2 separate regions of the Homo sapiens genome follow, and region 1 is linked to region 2. The links are chromatin loops, found by intact Hi-C in ENCODE. Cell type or tissue: GM12878. All regions are shown on one strand. Links, peaks and the distances in the headings refer to the core of each region. The heading gives the core; the rest is flanking DNA.

Region 1 (12,147 bases), core at 2,116-10,115, 910 kb after region 2:
AGCCCTACATGTGAACTTCCTGCCTCAAACAGAACCAGAATCTCTACTACTCCTCTCCTATTAAACTCCTATTAAACATGCTGGCTTTAACATGCTCAGGACCATAAACCTACTTGATTTTGAGCACTCAGATTCAGATCATGAGCCCTGGGTAGCACTTGGCTGAAGTTAACTGTCAGCTCTTTAAGAAAAATGAGTTAGTAACAATTTTTTTTTTTTTTTTGAGATGGAGTCTTGCTCTGCCACCTAGGCTGGAATGCAATGGTGCGATCTCAGCTCACTGCAACCTCCACCTCCCGGCTTCAAGTGATTCTCCTGCCTCAGCCTCCCAAGTAGCTGAGATTACAGGCACCTGCCATCATGCCCAGCTAATTTTTGTATTTTTGTAGAGATGGGGTTTCACCATGTTGGCCAGGCTGGCCTTGAACTCCTGACCTCAGGTGATCCACCCACCTCGGCCTCCCAAAGTGCTGGGATTACAGGCATGAGCCGCCGCCACTGCACCTGGCCACTAAATAAATTAATAGCATAAACAGGATTTCAAGAAGGAATTTCTTTTTTTTTTTTTTTGAGACAGAGTCTCGCTCTGTCGCCCAGGCTGGAGTACAGTGGTGCAATCTCAGCTCACTGCAAGCTCCGCCTCCTGGGTTCACGCCTGAGGCTCCTGCCTCAGCCTCCCGAGTAGCTGGGACTACAGGCATCTGCCACCACGCCCAGCTAATTTTTCTGTATTTTTAGTAGAGACCCGGTTTCACCATGTTAGCCAGGCTGGTCTCGATCTCCTGACCTCATGATCCGCCCGCCTCGGCCTCCCAAAGTGCTGGGATTACAGGCATGAGCCACCGCACCTGGCTGGAATTTCTTAAAAACTAGTCTTCAAGCACTTAAGTAAGAATGACAGCCATGATTAGCACGGCTGGAAGGTTTGTCAGCACTGACAGCTGGGGACAGGTGTCCCTCGTCAGAGGCAGAGACCCTGGGTTGGAGGAGGTGGGACTTCTGTCCTGGCTTTGTCCTTACTAGTTACACAACCTTGAGCATTGCCTTCACCCTCAGGTCAGGTGCCTGGTGTTGTAAGAGCTAACAGTGCCTAAGTGTTTTACTACCTGAAAAGCAGTCTATTAAGTGTTTTGTATGCATCCTCTCTTTTCATTCCACACCATGTCCTGACGCCATGTACCAGTATTATCCCTAAAGCACAGGAAGGTTTTGTGACCTGTCCAAAGTCAGAGAGTCAGTTGGAGCTCAGATGCTTTGGGCTCCCTGCAACCTTCACACTGAGGCTTCCCCGTCCCTGGGTACAACAGATGTACTACAGCCAGGCCAGTCCTGTCCAGTGGCGACTCCTCTGTGACTGCAGACTCCACACATGCACCTAGAAGACTGTGATGCTTACACCTGCATAGGGTGGTCCGAGGCACTGAAGAAGACTGTGTAGGCCAAGTGCTTTTTGTAATATGTAAAGTGCTACAGGATGATGTTTACTATTATCATTTGAATGCTGCAATTTTCTTTTTCAAAACTGATGCTTTATCTAAAAGTCATCAATTCAGTTTGGCCCCTTCCTACTTCATTCACCTTAATTAATTCATATTTTTCTCTCTTAAAGAGAGAGTAAAGAGCTGGAACTGGCACATCAGTAGTCCTGTATCGCCCTCTGCTGACAACAGTCAGGAAAACTATAAAATTTTAACAGGTGATATTGATTCTCTAAGCCTCCTTGAACAATTTCTGGAGCACCTACTTTGTCCTGGGCATTGTACTAGCTGCTATACGGTCTAGAGAGACTAGGAATGGAGTATACAGGAGATATTATCCTAGATAAGCCTGTCCTGTGTGATTTAGATATAGGAGAAGGAAAGTAGAGAAACCTACAGACAAGGGTGACCTGTATTTCATCTCATAATATATTCCAAAGTAAAAATATTTATTCAGTACTTCCTAGATGATTACCATCAGGACATCACGGAGAGAAGGCCAAAGCCAGACAGAGTTGTCATTATCCCCCTCAAAAGGCCACAAGGAACCCCCAAACAGTGAGGTAAATGGTACTCTTTGCCCAGGCATATGCAGGTAAGTGACTAGCAACCAGCTTTCTGGCCTGGAGAAGCCCTGATTGGTAGTGTTTCCCAATTGTCATGGTGTAAATACTCCCATTATGACCAATTTCAAGCTATCAACATAATGATTCACAACATTTTTGAAAATTTAACAATCGGCCTCTCACAAGCTGTAGGAGCTGGCTCTAACACACCATTTCCTTTTTTTTTTTTTTTTTTTTTTTTAGATGGAGTTTTGCTCTTGCTGCTCAGGCTGGAGTGCAGTGGCGCGGTCTTGGCTTGCTGAAACCTCCACCTCCCGGGTTCAAGCAATTCTCCTGCCTCAGCCTCCCAAGTAGCTGAGATTACAGGTGCCCACCACCACACCCAGCTAATTTTTGTATTTTTAATAGAGATGGGGTTTCACTATATTGCCAGGCTGGTCTCGAACTCCTGACCTCAGGTGATCCACCCGCCTTGGCCTCCCAAAGTGGTGGGATTACAGGCATGAGCCACCACACCTGGCCTCACACCACTTCTTTTAACTCTAGAAAAAATATACCTTCTCATCTTCCTTCCCAATCAACTGGATTCTGGAATTCTCCAAGTTGGTGCACATCTACGGGCAGGGACAGATCAGCTTCACCCCAGAAAGATCAACCCCAAACAGGAAATGGGGAATGCTGGCTGGGTCTTCCCCTACACATCGTCAGGTGGCTCTGGTCAAAGGTCTACTTCACCTTTCCTTCTCTCCCTTCTTCCAGTCCTTCTCCTATCGAACCAACTGAAGAAAGAGGGACTGTCTAGGACATCATGACACATCCCTGAAAGAGAATCTCGTTCTGACACCACCTCCTCGTCTTCATGTCCCAGTTCCCTTCCTTAATGGATTTGGTTCACAAGCCTGCCTCATCTAGAAGCCCCCCCTCACATGCAAGAAGGAGACACCTCCGGGCTCCTGGAGGAACTCCAAGATCTTCTGATATGAAGACGCTGGCCATCTTGGACCATGTGTCTCTCACTTTGTGTAACTCACAAGGAAGAAGGCCCTGCTTTAGCCCCAGAAAAGGAGGAGGAATGTGTAGGGCCATGCAGGGCCTAAGGGAGCAGTTCCCAATTGTCTCCAACTAGAGACAGGACTCAGGCTGAGCAAAACCCAGCTGCTAGGGGCCCAGGAGGTCCAATCTCCTGAGGGTGTGCTTCCTACTCAGCCCAGAAATCATTCCAAGGCCCTCCAGATAAAACTAGAGGCACAGCTGGGCATGGTGGCTCATGCCTGCGATCCCAGCACTTTCGGAGGCTGAGGTGAGAGGATCTCTTGAGGCCAGGAGTTCAACACCAACCTGGCCAACATGGTGAAACCCTATCTCCACTAAAAACACAAAAATAAGCTGGGCATAGTGGCGCACGCCTGTAGTCCCAGCTACTCAGGAGGCTGAGGCACAAAATTTGCTTGAACCTGGGAGACAGAGGTTACAGTGAAGTGAGATCGCACCACTGCACTTCAGCCTGGGCAACAGAGCAAGACTCTGTCTCAAAAAAACAAGACAAAAAAACTAGAGGCCCGATGACCCCACTATCTAAACAGCAGCTGCCAAACCTCTGCCCCCATGAGGTCAGCAGTTCCACTTGCTTATTCTCCCACAAACTAACCTCTGACTTCCTTCTGCAGCTCCCACTTATCCTAAGATTTCAGTGACTTTAACACAAGATGAAATCTACAGTGATGGGCAGGCTTGGGGGTGCATCCTTGTGATCCCAGTACTGTGGGAGGCTGAGGTGGGTGGATTGCTTGAGCCCAGGAGTTCAAGAACAGCCTGGGCAACATAGTGAGCCCCTGTCTCTCAAAAAAAAAAAAAAATTTTTTTTTTAATTAGCTGGACATGGTGGCATGCACCTGTAGTCCAGCTACTTGGGAGGCTGAGGTGGGAGGATCGCCTGAGCCCAGGAGGGAGGAGCTGTGTTCATGCCACTGCACTCCAGCCTGGGCAACAGAGTGAAACTGTGTCTGAAAAACAAACAAACAAACAAAAACAAAAAAACTATAGCAAGAAGACTAAGTTCCTTCTGCTTTTGGTTCAGCTAGTTGGAGTTGTATGTCCTTAAGAACATTTCTAAACCTCTGGGGTTTGTCTTCTGAAGTCTAAATGGAAATAATCATCAGAGAGCACAGTTGAGAGGACTAAATTAGAATGCTGAGAAAAGAGCTTTATAAATCATAGTGTTACATAAATGTTTGTTGTTTTTCTACCTAAGAGACATCTTTACAATGTTTCCCCCTCCTTATAAAAGGAATATGTGTTCTTTACAGAAATTTTGGAAAGTAAATTTCAGTATTAAAAAAAATTAAAATCCCCTGTAATCCCAGCACTTTGGGAGGCTGAGGCGGGCAGATCACAAGGTCAGAAGATCGAGACCATCCTGGCTAACACGGTGAAACCCTGTCTCTACTAAAAATACAAAAAATTAGCCGGGCATGGTGGCGGGCACCTGTAGTCTCAGCTACTCGGGAGGCTGAGGCAGGAGAATGGCGTGAACCCGGGAGGTGGAGCTTGCAGTGAGCCAAGATCGTGCCACTGCACTCCAGCCTGGGCGACAGAGCAAGAGTCCGTCTCAAAAAAAAAAAAAAATTAAAATCAGTCCAGGCACAGTGGCTCACACCTGTAATTCCAGCATTTTGGGAGGTTGAGGCAAGAGGATCTGTAGCCCAGGAGTTTGAGACCAGCCTGGACAACATAGCAAGACCCTGTCTCTACAAAAAATAAATAAGTAAGTATGCAGCCATAAAAAAGAATGAGATCATATCCTTTGCAGGGACATGGATGGAACTGAAAATTATTATCCTTAGAAAACTAACGCAGGAACAGAAAACCAAATGCTGCATGTTCTCACTTATAAGTGGGAGCTAAATGATGAGAACACATGGACACATAGAGGGGAACAGCAGACACTGGGGCCTATTGGAGGGTACAGGGAGGAGGGTAGACAATGGAGGAGGATAAAGAAAGATAACTAATGGGTACTAGGCTTAATACCTGGGTGATGACATAATCTGTACAACAAACCCCCATAACACAAGTTTACCTGTATAACAAACTCGCACAGGTACCCCTGAAGTAAAAAAAAAAAAATCATGTCCTCTGCAGCAACATGGATAGAACTGGAGGCCATTACCATAAGCAAATTAATGCAGGAACAGAAAAGCAAATATAGTATGTTCTCACTTATTAGTGGGAGCTAATCACTGAGCACACATGGACACAAAGAAGGGAACAACTGACACCAGAGCCTGCTTAAAGGTGGAAGGAGGGAGAGGGTGAGGATCCAAAAGCTACTTAATGGGTACTATGCTTATTACCTGGGTAACAAAATAATCTGTATACCTAACCCCACAACAAACAATTTACCCATGTAACAAACCTGCACAGGTATCCACTGGACTTAAAATAAAAATTGGAAAGAAAAAATGAAAATAAAAAATAAAATTAAGTAAATAAATAAATAAACATCACCCAGAGTTAACAATCCACATTTGGTGTGTTTGCCTGGGGTATTTTTCTGTGTATATAAACATACCTTTGTTAAAAGAAAGGATGATCATACTTATGACTCAAGGGCAGTGGTTTCTCTTTTCACCAAGGGACCCCGAGTCCCTCCAGACAACCTGCAGATCCTACAGCGTTTCTCTCATCCCTGCAATGGAAAGAGAGTCTCACATTCAAAAACAGTTGAAAATAAGCCTAAGAGTAGCCTCCTGGGTTTCCAAATAAGGAGACCTTGGAAATAGAACCTGTTCTACCTGATAGAGGCCTTCAAACTTTCTGCTCTGCAAGCCATTTTGGAAAGACAATTTTCCCTTACGGATCACCTTGTCTATGTAAAACGATTTTTTAAAATTAAAATTGAGAAGATTTCCACTTAGTAAAACATATATTGCTACAACCATTATTGTTAAAATGCATATTTGTAGGCCCTTTTAAATGTGAAACTGAATTTGCTGTAGGAAATACTTTTGAAAACCTCACATTTTTCTGTGGCAGGTCCATGAATCACCAAAGGTACCCATGTAGAACGTAAATGCAAATATGTTCCTCTGGGTTCTTTCAGTATCTGACAAAATGTCATCTTTTCATCAATGTTACCAAGTTATCCTTTGCTTCTGCCCTGAAACAGGTGTTTTCTGGCTGTCAGAAATTGTCTGGGTCTCTTCTCCTCTATAACATCTGGCCCCTCCTGCCAGATTCTGCCTCAACCTTGATTTCTCCAATAACCCAGCTTAACCCAGATTAGGGGTAAAACTCCAGGGCTCTGGACCCTTGGGAGGGGGCACCCAATGCTCACATGGCTTAGAGTGCATTGTTAGGAGAATGTGTCCTAACAGTGATGTCACTTGAGTGGCACTCAACACTTAGTTCTCAAGCGAAGCTGCAGTGGCAGGATGGCCCAGCTGGGCTCAGCAAGGGTGGTTCTACCTGCTCTCCCATCCCTGTGGCAACTGCCTTGGATCAGTCAGGGATCTCCAGAGAAAGAACACCAATAGAAGATATATAGACATATATAAGAGGAGATTTATGATGGGAATTGACTCATTCAATCATGGAGGCAGAGAAGTCCCATAATCTGCCATCTGCAAGCTGGAGAATCAGGAAAGCTGGTGGTATCATTCAGCCCCACGCCAAAGGCCTGAGAACCAGGAGCTCAGATGTCTGAGGGCAGGAGAAGATGGACGTCCCAGCTCAAGGACAGAGAGTATTTGCCCTTCTTCAGCCTTTTTGTTCAGTTTTGCCCCTCAACAGATTAGATGGTACCAGGGAACATTGGTGAGGGCAGATCTTTACTCAGTCTACTGGTGCTAATGCTAATCTCTTCTGGAAACACCCTTGCAGACACACCCAGAAAGAATGTTTGACCAGCTGTCTGGGCATCTATAGGCCCAGTCAAATTGACACATAAAATTAACCCTTGTGTTTTTTGTTTGCTAGTTTGTTTGTTTTGACAGTGTCTTACTCTGTCACCCAGGCTGGAGTGCAGTGGCATGATCTTGGCTCAGTGCAGCCTCAACCTCCCAGGTCCAAGCAATTCTCCCACATCAGCAGCCTCTGGAGTAGCTGGAATCACAGGCATGTGCCACTATAACTAGCTCATTTTTAAAATTTTTGTAGAAATGGGGTCTCACTCTGATACCCAGGCTGGCCTCAACCCCCTGAGCTCAGTCAGTCCTCCTGCCTCAGACTCCCAAAGTACTGGGATTACAGGTGTTAGCCACCATGCCCAGCCTCATGTGCTTCTTTTCACTTTTCACTCTTGCCACAGCCCAGATGTGTTCTTTCACACTTAACAGCCCAGATGTGTTCTTTCTCTCAGGCTGATGCGTGCTTCTGAACAGCTGACCCTGAGGCCTTCATCCACCTCTTGACCAGGACCCCCTCATCAGGGCTTCCATCCAGGTAAGGGTGTTGGACCATTTCCAGCTCAACCCCTTTCGAAAGCATGGCCTCTTTCTCTGTGGGCTCACCTCCCAGCACCCAAGGAGTCGACACCAGGACTCCAGAACCTACTTCAAAGCAACACAAGACCCCTTCCACTCTCCCAGCCCTACCATCTCACACACACACACACACACACACAGCCTCTCCTTCCATGGGCAGAAGTCAGTGTAGAGGCAGGAGCTCCAAGCCCTGAGACCATCAGGATAATTTCATTATGTCCTTCAGCCGGGCGCGATGGCTCACACCTGTAATCCCAGCACTTTGGGAGGCTGAGGCAAGCAGGTCACCTGAGGTCAGGAGTTTGAGGCCAGCCTGGCCAACACAATGAAACCCTGTCTCTACTAAAAATACAAAAATTACCCAGGTGTGGTGGTACACGCCTGTAGTCCCACGTACTCAGGAGGCTGAGGCACGAGAATCACTTGAACCCAGGAGGAAGAGGTTACAGTGAGCCGAGATCATGCCACTGCACTCCAGCTGGGTGACAGAGTGAGATCCTGTGTCAAAAAAAAAAAAAAAAAAAAAGTCCTTCATCTGTCACCAACAGAAACCTAGGATGCCCAGCTCATCCCTCGCCACTGGTTCCATTCTCCATAAGGCTTAGATGTCACCTATTAATGAGGCATCCCCAGAAAAGCACACCCATCTGTATTTCCTATCCTGTTCCCTGCTTTATTTTTCTCTATAGCAGGTTTCTCGCTTATAGCTTTCTTATTTATTTTGCTTATTTTCCAGCCTCTCCCACTAAAATATAAGTTCCACAAAAACAGATATCTTTGTTTTGTTCCTTGCTGTGTTCCCAGACCCTGGAACACAGTGTGACAGAGAGAGGGAGAAAGAGGCTTAACTTTCCATGAAGAAAAGTTTTAGAGGCCGGGCGCGGTGGCTCACGCCTGTAATCCCAGCACTTTGGGAGGCCGAGGTGGGCGGATCACTTGAGGTCAGGAGTTCGAGACCAGCCTGGCCAACATGGTGAAACTCCGTCTCTACTAAAAATACAAAAATTAGCCGGGTATGGTGGCGGGCTTCTGTAATCCCAGCTGTTCGGGAGGCTGAGACAGGAGAATTGCTTGAACCCGGGCACCAGAGGTTGCAGTGAGCTGAGATTGTGCAATTGCATTCTAGCCTGGGTGACCAGAAACTCCAGCTAAAAAAAAAAAAAAAGGTTTTAGAAAAGCGTTTCTCCTCTCAAGTTCCCTTGAGATGTGACTCAGACAATGTTTCCCTGCCAGCTTTTTAGAGTCCTTCCTCACTCTTAATGCACCAGACTTCCAGCTCCTCTCCCAAACCCTGGGAGTGCCAGAGCCCTCTGGGGTCAGTAGGGCCCCTGTGGGAAGCAGCTGTCACATTCCTCACGGGTTCACGTCTTGCCAGGGCCAGCACAGCAGTTATTGCAAACACTTTTTCAAAGATCTGTCAGGTGAGGAGCCCCCTTGGACCATGGCACAGCCCCTACTGGTTTCCCACCCTGAACCGTCTCCTTCCTGGGTTACAGAGGGCACTTGATGCAGGCCTGCCGAAAGGGAAAGTTGCGGAACTGAGAGAAGCAACTTTCTGATTACAAAACTGAAACGAATCTAAAGCCAAAAAGTTCTGCCTACTTACAGTGGCTGGTCTCCAGGCCACAGCCAATGCTTGCAGCTCAGAGCTGCAACCCAGTCATTGCAGGTGTGGCCACGGCTTTTGCTGGGAGGGGGCCTCAGGCAGCCTCTTCTGCCCCCACTGCCAACAGAGCTGAGAAACGCAGTGGGCATCGCCAGGGCTGCTGCTGGAGCGGGAGGAGGCAGGGCCCTTGCACCACAAGGCCTGGCAGAAGCACCTGGAGGCCAGCGCTTTGCGGGACTCGCCTTAGCCAGCTGAACAGAGCAAGGATTCCGATTCACGTGGGCCTGCACGGGTTTGGGGGAGAGGGGATGAAGAATGGGATTTAAGCAGGAGATAAGCAGAGGGAAGGAAAGGGAAACAGGCAGTGCCTAGCATAGGCCACCAGACAGTTACCACCATGCTAACAGAGTTATCATTAAATGCTTTAAGGGAAAAAAATCATTTTTTCTTTTTTCTTTTTTAACCAACCATACTCTGAACTCTGAGAAGCTAGAAAATCTTTTTCTCAAGTGGCCTAGTGGTTAAGAGTCAGGGAACTATTATACAGTTAGTCACACCTGGACTCAATTTTGTGCTCTGCCTCTTCCCCTCGGAGTCACCTTGAATAAATGTCTTCACTTCCCTAAACCTCCCTTTCCTCATCTATAAAAAGATGACAGTAGTTCCTACCTCTTAGGGTAGTTGTAAGGATTAAGTAAGGTAATGTTTCTAAAGCTCTTAGCACGGTGCCTGGCACACAGTAAATGCTAAGTTCCTCTGATTGCATATGTACTCTCTCAAATGGCAGCATTGTCAACATTCCCATGGTCAGCTACTTCTTCTGTAACTCCATTTATGTTAGATTTGAATCATGCAAAGTTATTTGCACAGCGAAGTAAAAGTTACTGCCATACTGCATGTAATCCAAAGCAAAAGTAAATGCTCCATTTCAACTATAAGCAGCTTTCCGTTCCTAGCACAACTCAAATGGAAAGATGTTGAAGTGACTTTTGCTTGTTTTTTATATTCACCAGAATTTTTCAGTATGATTTATACAGTAGCTTCATGCAGTTTGAGATCTCAGCCTCTCTTTGCTTTGCTGTCACCATTTTCAAATCTTCTAATCACATCCCATTCCCATCTCACTTCCAGTGTCACCACATTTCATTCCTTTGCTGTACTTCTTTTTTTTTTGAGATGGAGTCTCACTCCATTACCCAGGCTGGAGTGCAGTGGCACGATCTTGGCTCACTGCAACCTTCGCCTCCTGGGTTCGAGAAATTCTCCTGCCTCAGCCTCCCGAGTAGCTGGGACTACAGGCACGCACCACCATGCCCAGCTAATTTTTTTTGTATTTTTAGTAGAGACGGGGTTTCACCATGTTGGCCATGATGGTCTCCATCTCTTGACCTCGTGATCTGCCCACCTTGGCCTCCCAAAGTGCTGGGATTACAGGTATGAGCCACCGCGCCTGGCCCTGCTGTACTTTCATCTCTGTAAAATGGTACCATCTCTGTACCATTTTTGTAAAATGTCTTGTGAGTTTATCACTGGAGGACAAGGAGGAAACACAACCAAGTACTTTACTGTCGGTGCCTGAACTGAACAACAGAGGTGCAATAACCAGTCACCAACAGACTTTTTAAGTAAGTGACATGGTTGGTCACTGATTGTGATGTGGGCATGTAATTTACCTAGTAATTTGTGGACTGAAGAGCTAGCAGCAAAGTTTGTACTTTATTCAATTACTCATAGTTCATATACTGTGGTAACTGTAATTGTACCATGTTATTGAAGGACTGGTGTTCTCAACTAAACCGTAGTAACTAAAATTTGTGCATATTGGAACTGTATAAGGCCAGCTCTGTGTGTAATGATGATGGGTGTTGGATGGCTTGCCATATGCCAGGCCTTGCTCTAGGTGTTTTACTCATATAATCCTTCCTACCCTTTGAGGAAGGTAGCATTACTGATCCCCATATTACAGAGGAGGAGACTTAGTCACAAAGAGATAACATGCCCAAAGGCATGTGGCTGGCAAGTGGCCTGTGTTTTTAATTACCATGCCATACTTCCATTATAGAGATGAGGATGCTGTATCAGGATCATGTGGCTCATAAGTGGTAGTGTGTGGGTGCTATCTATCACAGCTGCCTCTACCCCAGCCTACCTGGGAGGATCATCATTTCAACATAAAGTGGCTTTCAGCACTTCCCCAGCTCACAGAAAAAGAAAGATGCAGCCTCAAACACCACCTATGTTTCCCAATTTTATTTGTTAATTTTTTTAATTTTTTTTTTTTTGTAAGAATAGAGGCAGAGTCTCACTATGTTGCCCAGACTGACCTCAAACTCCTGGGCTCAAGTGATCCTCCCACCTCAGCCTCCCAAAGTTCTGGGATCACCCAGCTCACTGCATGAGCCACCATGCCTGGCCTTTATCTGTTCATTTTTGCATATGTAATACATGGGCCAAAATTCAAAAAGAACAAAGACTACACCATCTCTGTCTCAGGATATCCCACCTTCCAGCCTCATTTTCCTCCCCAGAGGCACCCAGTGATACCAGTTTCTTCTCCCTCCACTCTGGAACATCCCATGTCACCCACCCCTCTCAGATATCTATTAAAAGTTTGATCAGGGGTGCGGTGGCTCACGCCTGTAATCCCAGCACTTTGGGAGCCCAAGGTGGGAGGATCACTTGAGATCAGGAGTTTGAGACCAGCCTGGCCAACATGTAGAAACCCGGTCTCTACTAAAAATACAAAAATTAGCCAGGCATGGTGGTGGGCGCCTGTGATCCCAGCTACTCAGGAGGCTGAGGCAGGAGAATCACGTGAACCAGAGAGGCAGAGGTTGCCGTGAGCTGAGATCACGCCACTGTACTCCAGCCTGGGCGACAGAGTGAGACTGTCTTAAAAAAAAAAAATAGAAAAAGAAAAAGAAAAAGAAAAACTTATGCCCAGAATCCTGGGTTATAGCAAATTTATTTATTTATTTATAGACGGAGTCTCTCTCTGTCGCCCAGGCTGGAGT
Region 2 (12,147 bases), core at 2,393-10,392:
CGTTGGCATGTGATTTCATGCTGTTCACTTCTCCCTTTAAATGGAAATGCATAAAATGATCTCCGTCCTCCGGTGGGAATTGAGATCTTTTTCCTCTCTCAGCTCTGACACCTGCTACTGTTTCACTCATTATTAAAGGTCTGTGTGACTGGGTGGCATGCCTCAGGTGGTGCTAAACAGGGTGCAGGAGGGCCTGGAGAAATGTCAGGAGAGAGGTATCAGAAAATCACTCACAGCAGCAGAGAGCAAGTAGAGACACACTGCATGTGCTCTAATGCCTTTGCAGGGCCTCCGAGTAAAGATGCCACCCTGTCCCTGGACTATTAGACTCTGCTGCCATGATGCCTTCCCTCTTCCCAGGCCTCCTTCCTACCCTAGCTCCTCCAGTCCACCTTCTGGGTGTGTCTTATTCTTCAGGGCCACTGCCTTTCCTCAGTCCCTCCTGCAGGATGCTACCCCGATCTCGGCTGTTGAAATCCTCCCCTCTGTACTGGTTGCCTATGCTTTTGTAACAAATTACCACAAACAGAGTACTCACACAGCACAGATTGATCATCTTACATTCCAGAGTCAGAAATCTGACACGGGTCTCACTGAACTAAAATCAAGATGTTAGCAGGCTGTGTTCCCCTCTGAATTTCTAACACAGAATCTATTTTCTTGCCTTTTTCAGTTCCTAGAAGCCAGCAGCATTCCCTGGCTCCTGGCCCCCTTGTATCTCCCAAGCCAGCAACAATGGATGGAGTCCTTATATCACATCACTCTGACCTTTTCTGCTTCCTTCTCCCACTTCTAAAGACTCATGTGATTACACTGGGCAGGCCTGGAGAACACAGGCTGATCTCACTACATTATGGTCAGCTAATTGGCAATCTTAATTCCATCTACGATTTTAGTTCCACTTTGCCAGTTCGTATGTAAACACATTCCAAGAATCAGGATATGGACATCTTTGAAGGCATTCTACGCTAGGCACGTGTGGCTATTTACACTTAGATTTAAATGAAACTTTAATTCATTTAACTTACAGTGAGGCTGATACTCTGCAAGTCTCTGAGGCACATAGCAATAAATCAGACAGTTTGATCTAGAGATATATGAGCTGATAACACTTGGGTCTGCTTGTACCAGGTTCTCTTCTAGGGAAGATATTTATGTTTGAGCAAGAAGATTTTTGTTAGGGGATCTCAATTATAATATTAGCAACATTTATTGAGCATTTAAGTTCTATGCTAGCAATATGCTAAGGAGTTTTCATGCAGTTTCTCATTTAATTCTTAGAATAACCTTGTGAGGTAGATAATATTATACCCATTTTACAGATAAGAGATTTTGAGGCTTGCAGTGGTTAATTAGCTTGTCTAAGTCCACATAGTCACATAGTTTATAAGTAGCAGAGTCAGAATTCAAGGTGGGGTTGCACATGGCAGTCTGGGCTCTCTCAGTCTCCGTCCACTGTGCTGCCTCTGTCACCATGAGGAATGGCCCCATTAGGGCCAGACTAAAGGGCAAGCTACCTGACCCTACCAGGCTCCAGCCACAAGTGACACACTCAAGGGGACCTCTATCTGAAAGGCCAGTGGCCAGGAATGAGATATTGGGGTGGGAGCAGAGGCTGTGGGCGGTGTTCTATGCAGCCCCTTGTCCTGGCTTTCCTCGGGGCCTGCCATAGCCTTGGTTGCTTTTCTCCTTCAGCGCTACTCAGGCTGCAGAGGGAGGCAGGAGCCACCATCTAGTCCCGGCTTGTTTGCCAATTTATTATCTTGCAAACAAATCCTGCCTTGTGGTATTGTTGCTGTAATGGGAAAGAAGTTCATCTATTTCCAATTCTGCAATGTGGGCAGACTTCTAAGGGGTCTGTTTTCAGTTCACATATTAATGTGCCTCCTGCCACAGCTCCAAATAGCTTCTGCTCCTACATGTGGGCCATTTTACTTGAAGGGATGGGGAGGGAGGAAGGAAGGGGAGTGGAGCAATATTTTGTTTGTGTATACTTCCAAATGGGACAAGGCTAAAGGGACCAAACCTTGTCCTGTCTTGAGACAATACCCAAAGGCACCTGGACAAGATAAAAATCCAAATCCTTTATCTGTGAAAATTCTTTGCTCCAACAGAGCTGAAAAGAAACATGCATTTGTGTGTGTGTGTGTGTGCGCTCATGCATGCAGGCATGCACGGTAAAGCTGTCAAGATCTCAGGTTACCCCTCCTTCAAACAGCATGTTACTTACTGTCGTCTCCGTGATCCTCATAGCTTCCTTTTTATCTGGGGACACCACAGGTCTTAGAAGGACCAAATCAAGGAGTGGGAGATCCTTCTGTATGCTCTTGAGGCCAGCCAGGGACACAGTTTTCAACATCTTGTTTTCCCCAAACAGCTCTAGACTGAGACACTGCCAGTTAGAAATTCTACATTACAAGGGTTTTGCTGACATTTAAAACCCCAAACCGTACGATGCCATGATATTATTTCTTGTTTAACAAACTGAAAAAAAACAAAACAAAGCATCTTCTCAGCCTTGGTGGGCAGAGCCAGGCAGAGCTGAGCTGTTGGGAGGCCAGGGAGTGAAATCCTGGAGGGGACCCAGGAGTTCTGCAGCCCCCACCCCACCCCACATCTGCTGCTCTGACCATGGCTCCTCTTGTGCCAGTGCCTAATGAGTTTTATTATTATTATTATTACGGAGACAGAGTTTCACTCTTGTTGCCCAGGCTAGAGTGTAATGGCAAGAACTCTGCCTCCCAGGTTCAAGCAATTCTCCTGCCTCAGCTTTCTGAGTAACTGGGATTACAGGCACCCACCACCACTCCTGGCTAACTTTTAAATTTTTAGTAAAGACGGGGTTTCACCGTGTTGGCCAGGCTGGTCTCAAACTCCTGACCTCAGGTGATCCACCCGTCTCGGCCTCCCAGAGTGCTGGGATCACAGGCGTGAGCTACCACGCCTGGGCCTAATGAGTTTAAGAAGTTAAAGTTCCAAACTAGAGAGGAAGATGTAAATGTCCTTAATTCTCTGTCCTGAAACATCATTCATTAAAACCCTAATGTTTTAATCTTTATTTTAGATTACGTTTTTTAATTTATCTCCTCCTTCCTCATATGGGAACCTAGTGACTTTCAATTACCACTATCTGAGAAGAGATGTGTTTGTGTTCTTAGCCAGGGGCTTAGATGTGTGCTTATTATTTGCAGAGTAGTTTTTGTGCTCTCCCAGATTTTTTCTCGCTTATGTGATGCTCCTTAAAATCTACCTTTTAATCTTGACAGTCTGGGACTCATTTGCGTTCAGGCTTCTGGGTCTTCAGACCCATGCATTGCCTGCCCCACCATGTATTATTCATAGACACACCTGTTCTTAAGAAGAAATCCAACAGAGATTAATTCATTTTTTTGAATTAATTCATTTTTTAAAAATTCATTGTAAGTGGGAAATCACAACTCTCATTTGTAAACCTGGTGCCCCCATCCACTCATGAGTTATTCTGGAAACATCCTTTGAAAGCCGTCTTCCCCAGCAAGCAGAGGGCTGCCTTTCTTTGCTTCAGAGGGAACCCAAGAGCCCTGCTGGTGGGCCTTTGCCAGGGCCATATCTCTGTAATCTCTGATGCCGCTCAGTTGCATTGTTTTTGCCTGGCAGGAATGGCTCAGTGGTGAGGATAAGGCTGCATCACTGGAACGCATTTCGTGTTGATATAAGAAATTTGCAGAATTTGGAAAATGGAGCAAATTGTATCCTATGAGAACCTTGCAAGGTTTGCATTATTATCGAAATTTCACCTTTGCTATTATTGATTAGTTTTGTTCCTAAACTTTATTTTTAATGCATTTGAAGTAGTCTTCTGGTTGAGGATTATTCCTAAATTTTTAATTGTTCCTTTAATGCGTATTTGTCTTTGAGCTTCTTAGTTATACTGGGACCCAAATAACACCTCTTCTTATGCTAGATTTTTCTCCCAGAATGAACCAGCTGCTGTTTTGATTCAGAGCAATGCAGCAAATAGGCATGGCATGTGAGGCAGGGAAACCCACAAAAGCTTTTGACAGAAAACTGACATTTCTTTCTTTCTTTTAGAGATGGAGTTTCCTCTGTGTTGCTTAGGCTGGTCTCCAACTCCTGACCACAAACAATCCTCCTGCCTCAGCCTCCCTTACCTGGCTGAAGTTGACAAAGGCGTTTATCACTTTGTAACATAGTTTAAATGGTTGAAAAGAATGGCCTCTGGGGTAGGAAAAATTCTTACATATTAGTCAACTGACTTTGGACAGGCTATTTAACATCTCTAAATCTAAGTAAACTCATCTGGGGGTGGGGTGGGGAGAGAGAAAGAGTAAAAGTTTAAATGAGATACTAGATTTTAATACTGACTGCTCTCATTGTGTTAGAAGTTATTACTGTTGAGTTTGTGAACCGAGATTTAAAAGTATGACATTGAATGGGATATGGTTACATATCCGACATGTGTAGATAGATGCACAGGATGGTTTGTGTTGAAGACAGCTGTCTCCAGGACAACCACATTGCCCTCTACTTAGCAGGTCCCCTGACAAATCACCTAAGGCAGCGTTTTACTCATAGCTCAATGATTCCTGGCTGTTGCAGATGCTTTAATAAGGAGGAAGAGAGATTTTTCTCCTTTTTAATATAAGAATAGCTTTTATTAATTTTAATTACACATATAATACATTAACACATTCTTTTTACTAAAAAAAAAATTACAGATAAGGCTGAAATCCCCTTTGACCACCAGCTCCAATCCTCATCTCTGCCCCAGAGGTAACTCTTGGTATCAGTGTTATACGTCCTGTGCATTTTTCCATGCTTTAAAGACCATAGTATCTATACCCATAGAAAAAATATTGTTTAATATGCCTGGGTGTTTTACATATAAGTTATCATAGGGTGTGTCAGTCTGCAGCTTGATTTTTGTTCACTCAACAATAGGTCTTGGGGATCTTTCCATGTCAGTACACATAGTATATATATTTTAAAACACTGCTATATATATATAATATATATTATTTATGTATTTTATATATATTAGATATTATATATAATATCTAATATATATAAATATTATATATAATATATAAATAATATATAATATATAAATAATATATATAAAATATATATATGATGAATGAATTATAGTTTATTTAACCAACCCCATTTTTATGCTAATTTCAGTTATTTCTGCACCTAACATTTGATATTTTGCAAACAAAGCTGCCACAAACTTGCTGGGCACATGGGTAAAGTGTTTTTCTGGGGTAGATATGGAGAAGTGGACTCACTGGATCAGAGTATGAATATTTTGCATTTTTTAGATATTGCCAAATTTCTCTGCAAAGTGATTATACCAGCTTATGATCCTACCTAGAGAGTAAAGAATATCTTTTCTCCCATGCCCTTTTTAATTTTTTCTAATTTAGCAGGTTAAAACAAAATCTCTCTCTGATGTTTGAATTTCTATTTTCCTGATTACTGGTAAGACAGAGTATTATTGTCATGCACTTATGGGCCACTTATATTTTCTTTTCTGTGAATTACAATTTTATATCTTTAGAATATTTTTCTGTTGGATTTTTGTTTGTTTTCTTTTCAATCTGTAGAGGTTCTTTATATAATCTAGATACTTATCCTTTGTTACAAGTATTTTCTCCTTTTGTCTTTTAATTTTGCTCATGTTGTCTTCTGTCACACAAAAGTTTTTGTTTTTGATGTAGTCAAATGTATCAGTTTTTTGTGTGTGTTTTGTTTCTCGTGTCGTTTAGAAATCTTTTTCCACATCAAATCATAAAAAATCCTCCCACCTCCTACTCAAATTTTTTTCGTCTAAGACCTTAATGAGAGAAGCTTTCTAGGTAAGTCAGTCCCTACCTATGTTGCAGGTGTATCTGCAACCAGGTAGAAGGAGTGAAGGTCCCTTTCTCTGGAACCCGGCAGGACCCCTCAGGGAGGATGGAGCAGTCCCAATAGTTTCCAGCAGAGGGCAGTGTCTGAGCGGGTCTTCCTCTACTGGGACCCTGAGGGTTCCCTGCCTCACCAAAGGGAACAGGTAACTACTCTGAAATTAGCAGGTCTTGGGGAGGGGAGCATGTATCTGGTCACGGAAAAGACCAGGAGCAAAGTCTGTTTCTGCGTGTGTTCCACAGTGGTGTGGGAAACCACGGGGAAAGTGTGCTGTTGGACTCTTTTATCTGCATATGGAAAGAGAGAAGACTGGAGTGAGCCAGGATCATAGCCGGCTTTCTCCAAGGGAAGCTTCGAGGCCGGCTTCAATCTGGTCAGCACACCTGAGATAAAAGCTTAGGTTTTACAGAGAACACGTTATTTACCAGACAAACAACAGGCAAGATGGAAACATGCAATCCCCAAGCTTATTCTTTTGATTTCATCAATAATTCAAGCCCTGTCTCCTTTGGTGGAGGAGTGGGGAGAGGAGGAAGAACAAAAGAGCCCCGTGGCCAGAGGCACAGCTGACTTCAGAGGGGAAACCGAGGAAACAACAGACAGCTCTGTTCAGCACAGTTCCCTCCCCACCTCACCCCAGGCACATCCCGGGCTAGCAGCTCTGTCTTCCGTTGGTTGTTTAATACTAGCAACATGCGCTATACTGTATCATTATGAAACCAAGACTGCCTTGGCAGTGAAACTCACAGACCCATATAAATATATTAATCTGCCTAGATTTGCAAATCTGAACCAGTTTCTTGGCCCACCCATGTGCTGGGTTTTCTCTGCTTGCCCCCATGTGTCCACTTTGCACCTTTCTCTGAACTTGCTCTGTGCCCGGGAGGCTGCCTGTGGGGTGAGTCAGTGCGCTCCAGGCTCATCAGTTTCTGCTTTGGGTGGACCAATGGGAGACACCTGTGGTTGAGGTCTGGGAATTTGCCTTCCAGGATCTCTCCTGGTTGAACTGTAGTTGGCAGTGGATCCATTCTTCTGCAGATTCAAGGCAGCTTCCTGCCACACTTGGACAAACAACCACCCACTCTCTCCTCTTTTCATTTCATGCCTTGGGGTGTTGGTGGTTTCTGGATAGTTTGTGCTTCACTATCCCTCACTGGCTTCCCTTTTCCCTGCTCACAGCCTTAGAAATAGTTCCTTCATTCATTTCTCTTCAACCTTCTCTTCTGAGTGTACTGTTTGATTCCTGCCCGAACCCTGAAGAAAACAGAAACCTAAATCTGTCTTAATTCTTCATCCTGAAACAGATCAAGCATACAATTAAAATTTTACTGTAGTTTTGGATTCTCTTTTCCACACAATCTCCAAGCCCAGGGTGGCTGCTGCCCTCGCACCTTTCCAAAAGACGGCACAAGAAGTCATTGCAAACCTGCCTGAAAGACTCCTCCGGCTGCATTCCTTTTCTACAATTCTCTAGTGTTGATTTATCAAAGACCCCTTTCCTCAGGCTCACAAAAATGTCCCATTGCTATAAATACTCTTCAATCCAGTTCTAAACTTTAAAGGCAAACAACCTGGAAGATGAAAGGATCATAGGAACCAATTTGGATGCCTGGAGGTTTGACTAATTCATTAAGGGATGGTTGCAGAAAGTTACTGGATATGTAAACTGCATTTATATGCAGCTCTCCTCTTCAGGGACAGGATTGTTGTTCTGTAAGCCAAATAGTTGCAATAAGCTGGCATTCCAAGTAGATGAGGCCACTTAGTGTTCATCTCTCCACAAGGCATACATTGAGTAAGTGAACTGGGTCCCCCAAGTCCCGCTTCCCTTCTCCTACCACCTACTGGTGAAGATGTAAATGAACAAAGCCCAGAGATTGCAATAGGAGGAACAAACCCTAATTAACACATTGGATAACGCAAATAACTGAGAGCTGTTTGGACACCTACTTTAATTAACTGCTAAGTGAGTCTTACTCCCTGCAGACTGTCCTAGTTTTCATCATGTGTTCTTTCTGGGTGCATCTCTTCTACATCTGTAGCTAAGTGACTGCCTCTCTTCCTGTCCAGCTCTCACTCCATTTTCAGCCCAGCCTAGTGACTAAGAGATTCCCTGGACACCTTACCAATGTCCAATCCATATCCAAAGCCTAAGGATGTCATCCAAGTCTCTCCTTGATCTGCACTCCTCTGCTCACCTCTACCACCAGCACTTGGTCCTAGGCCCCTGGACAACTGCAACAGCTTCATAGTTGCTTATACTCCTGAATCAGCACTTCCCTCTCCATGGCACAGCCAGAGTAAGCTTTACAACATGGAAATCTGTCCCTGATACTCTCCTACTTAAAATCCTTTGAAGGCTCCTCATCACTTTTAGGATAAACACTCAAAGCTTTACAAACCTGTGGCCTAGTCCTGCCCACCACTTCTGTGCCCATCTGATGCCACCTCCCTCTGTCATGACCTGAGTCTCTTTATGGTGCTTTTCTCTGATCCTTAAACTTGCCATGCTCTGTCTCAGCTCATGTCCTTTTTCTTTGCCTGTGATGCTCTCCTTACCACCATGAACACTTGCCTTTGCCTAGTTAACTCCTGTGCATTCTTCAGAACCCAAACTCCAACAGTCTCCTTCCTTAAAGGAGCCTTCACTGACCTGAGACTAAGCCAGGTTCCCTGTCACACAATCCCCCAACATGGCCACATGTTGTGGTGACTATATACTTAAAAAATTGAGGCTTATCTCCTCCACTAGAATGTACACTCCTTGAAGTTGGGAGTCGTGTCTTTGTGCACCTGGCGTTGTGTCTGGCATCTAGGCCTGTCTCAGCAAAGACTTGTTGAATGAATGGATGGACACTATTGTGCTCTTTCTTTTAATATCAGCGGGTGGTGAGGGCACCACCACAGACTGAAGAAACGGAGGTCCTCAGTCTGGAGAGATGTAGGTGTGGTACTGATCAGAGTGGGAGGTGGACTGTGTTGTTGTCTGACAGCTGACAATTCTCGGATTTTGTGGACTAGGAGGGTATCCACACGTTCTTGCCTCTTCTGTCTGTGTAGATACTCTCTCCCATCTGGCTCTATCTTGTGCCAGTGTTGTGTACATGCCCACCCACACCCCCAGCCTGTGACCTGGGAGAGCCCCACCAAAGCCCCCCTTCCTTGTGGCTTCATGCCCTTGTTTATTCTTGGGCTGGGAAACCTGAGTCTTCCATTCCCAGGCCTGCTTCTGATCATATACAATGCAGTACTAAAAAGCCAGTTGGTCTCCTGGAACTTCTTTCTTCCCATTAGTTGTTGGCAATGCAAATGAAGGATTAAATCACAAGCAAGACAGACTTTTTGTTCAGAAGCTTGAGTTTTAAGAACCGTCCCCAGGGAAATCAAATGGAAGGGGGAAAACCAAGTATACAAGGCCTTCCTTCCATTCCCCCAAATGTCAGCCAAGAGTGCAGCCTAAGGGATGAGTCAGAAGTAGGGGAGCCAGGGCTTGGAAAACTGATTGTCTATACCAGGGCTTTTCATACTTTAGCATGCATCAGGATCACCTGGAGGGCTTGTTAAACACAGATGGTGAGGGCCCACCCCTAGAGCTTCTGATTCAATTGGCCTGGGGTGGGGCTCAAAAATTTGTGTTTTCAAAGTAGGTAATGCCGATGCTGCTGGTCTCTGGGGCCCCATACCTTGAGAACCACAGCACTACACTGTAGTCTCTCCCCACGTGTTCTAACTCAGTGCCTCTCAAACTCCAACGTGTATTCCACTCCCCTGAAAATGTTAGCGCACAGGCTCTGATGGAGGAGGTTGGAGTGCAGCTGGAGTTTCCGCTTTATTAACCAGCTCCCTGGTGATGAGGATGCTGCTGCCGCACTGAGGTCCCTACGCTGAAAAGCAACGCAAGGTAAACAATTGTCTTCTGGAGCTCTGCTTCTCTCTGATAGACATCTTTTCCTTCCTTTATGCCTTCCTGGTATATTGGGGATATTAGGGGAGACCTTTGAGAGACATGGGTGCCAGGGAATATCACTCTAAGTCTTCCTGGGTCTCGTTGGCCTGACCAACAGGAATCCAATGTTTATGTGCCAGAGGTTTGTTTTGTCTAAGCTACGAAATGAAACTTGGCCTTCTTTAACCACCCTTTGCTGGAGAGACCCTTGCCCATGATGCTGATGGGTGTGAAGCAGAAATACAGTGGAAGAGCTACCCTGGAGGAATCATGCTGCCAAGTCAGACAACTGGAACGTGTCTCACTACCGGGAGTAGTTTCACTGAGGTTGTGAAAGGGTGGGATTCAATGGGGAAAAGGAAAGCTTGCTCCCTTTATTATAAAAAGTGTTTACCAGGCACAGTGGCTCACACCCGTCATCCCAGCACTTTGGGAGGCTGAGGTGGGTGGGTCACCTGAGGTCGGGAGTTCAAGACCAAGCCTGGCCAACATGGTGAAACCCTGTCTCTACTAAAAATACAAAAGAAATTAGCCGGGCCTGATGGCGGGCACATGTAATCCCAGCTATTAGGGAGGCTGAGGCAAGAGAATCCAGGAGGTGGAGGTTGCAGTGAGCCGAGATCGCGCCACTACACTCCAGCCCAGGCAACAAGAGCAAAACTCCATCTCAAAAAAAAAAAAAAAAAGGAAAAAGTGTTGTGTTGGCAGCATATGGTTTCTGACCATGAGCTCTGTCTGGGGTTAAGGGACATAGACTCAAAGCTTTAAATGAAATCGCATTTGTAGGTTGTTTACCACAGAGCCTAGCCCTTAGTGTGTGCTTAATGAATGACAACTGCCATCATTTTTAAATTGGGAAGTACTAATTGTAGTAGAATCAGAATCCATATCGGAGGAAAACTGGCAGCTTGATAGCCTATAGAATCAAACATGATGTTTTGGCCACTGGGATTTCCTGTGCTCCGGAGGCCTAGCTCAGCCCCTGTGCTATTTAGTACATTTTTGTTGAATGAAAAGAAGGAGCTATACAAGTCTGGGTAAATTGGTAGGTGGGGGGCATTTGATCTCATGGAAATTGTCCGAAAGGAAAAAATGAATGGAATTCTGAAAGTGAGGTCTTTCAGGCCCTGGGTAACCTTGCTCGGTTTATTTATAAAATGGATCACTCCCACTCCTTGACAGGGTTATTGTGAGAAATGTTTTGTGATGGAAAGTGCTTGGTTAATTATAAAGCATAAATCAAGTATTCATTATTTTAATAAAGTGGAGGACCTAAAACTACCTAACAGGTCATTTGAATTGTGACCACTTTAGTGATGAGGCTGGGAGTAAAATTTTCCTGCCATCAGGTGTTAGTATGTTGGATAGGCCTTTTAGGCTGGCTCTCACTTGCTAGAAAAGCCTCTGAGCTTCTTGGTATTATTTGCTAAATGGGACATAAACCTTTTCAGAAAGCCAGAGTACAGGTGGGCCAGCAGGTAAGGCCGCCTGAGAAGGACTCACCTTTGTCGACCCAACAGGGAGCCCGTGAGCCTGGCTGGCAAGGAAAGACCCTCAAATCTCCCTTCCCAGCCCCTTCTCAGTCTAATGCATCTCATTTATTGTTAATGCTGTTTCCACTGGCTCATTTGCAAACAGCCTGAATAAAACATCAGAGCAGAGCGGGAGGGGTAGTTCTGTCTTCTGCAGCTGCCTCTGCCACACTCCTGTCCTCCTTCCTTTCCTCCAGTCCCTTCTCCCCTCATTACTCTGATTAACAATCTTTACCTAATTGGCTTGTCATGAAACAGCCAAATAGGACTCCTGGGCTCTTGCAAGGATAGTGAGGAAAAATCTCGGGCAGGCCCAGCATTTGCTTTTGTTTTTTTTTTGTTGTTGTTTTTGTTTTTCTGGATGTGGGGGGAAGAAAAGCAAACACTGAGTCTTCTCATAACCTTAGAGAGGAGATCTAGGAATAAAGTGGCTGCTCTGCTCATCCCAGGGAACTGCCTTAGCCTGCAGGAGGATGGCAAAGGGTTAGCCCAGTAGCAAACCATTCAACACAGGTGAAACCCTGTGTAGTGTTAGGCCCTGTGGTTGCTAATGCACGTGCTACACATTGGGCTAGAGATGCAAACCTAGGCATTGTCCTGAAAGAAGGCAGATCAGGAAAAGCATGGCTCAGTAGGCATGTAGTGAGCATGACTTTCAATCCACACACACAATTGTAAAGAAATAGAGTTTCTGTAATTTTCTCTAGGTTAACTTAATTACTGACTACCCTGATTCTTACAGCAACCACTTCCTTGCAT

The links. Peaks named below come from ENCODE experiments on the same cell type or tissue, not always from the same donor. Only the 100,000 strongest peaks of a DNase experiment are listed, where the experiment ranks them.
Region 1: it touches region 2 in a loop (17-fold over the local background); 44 of 110 quality-filtered maps call a loop at or near these places.

Annotation. Positions count from the first base shown.
Region 1 is chr14:65,153,814-65,165,960 of GRCh38, reverse strand. LOC124903329 (a long non-coding RNA gene) reads left to right here and starts at 7,404. Exons shown (of 2, transcript XR_007064206.1): 1 at 7,404-7,486. In GM12878, for the core only: no CTCF peak of the experiment used is centred there; DNase peaks (open chromatin) are centred at 6,180 and 9,067; H3K4me3 peaks cover 1,389 bases; H3K27ac peaks cover 2,655 bases.
Region 2 is chr14:66,064,757-66,076,903 of GRCh38, reverse strand. No RefSeq gene overlaps it. Among named protein-coding and RNA genes, the nearest start is that of LINC02290, 41 kb to the left of the region's middle. In GM12878, for the core only: a CTCF peak has its summit at 5,984 (motif pointing right); a DNase peak (open chromatin) is centred at 6,039.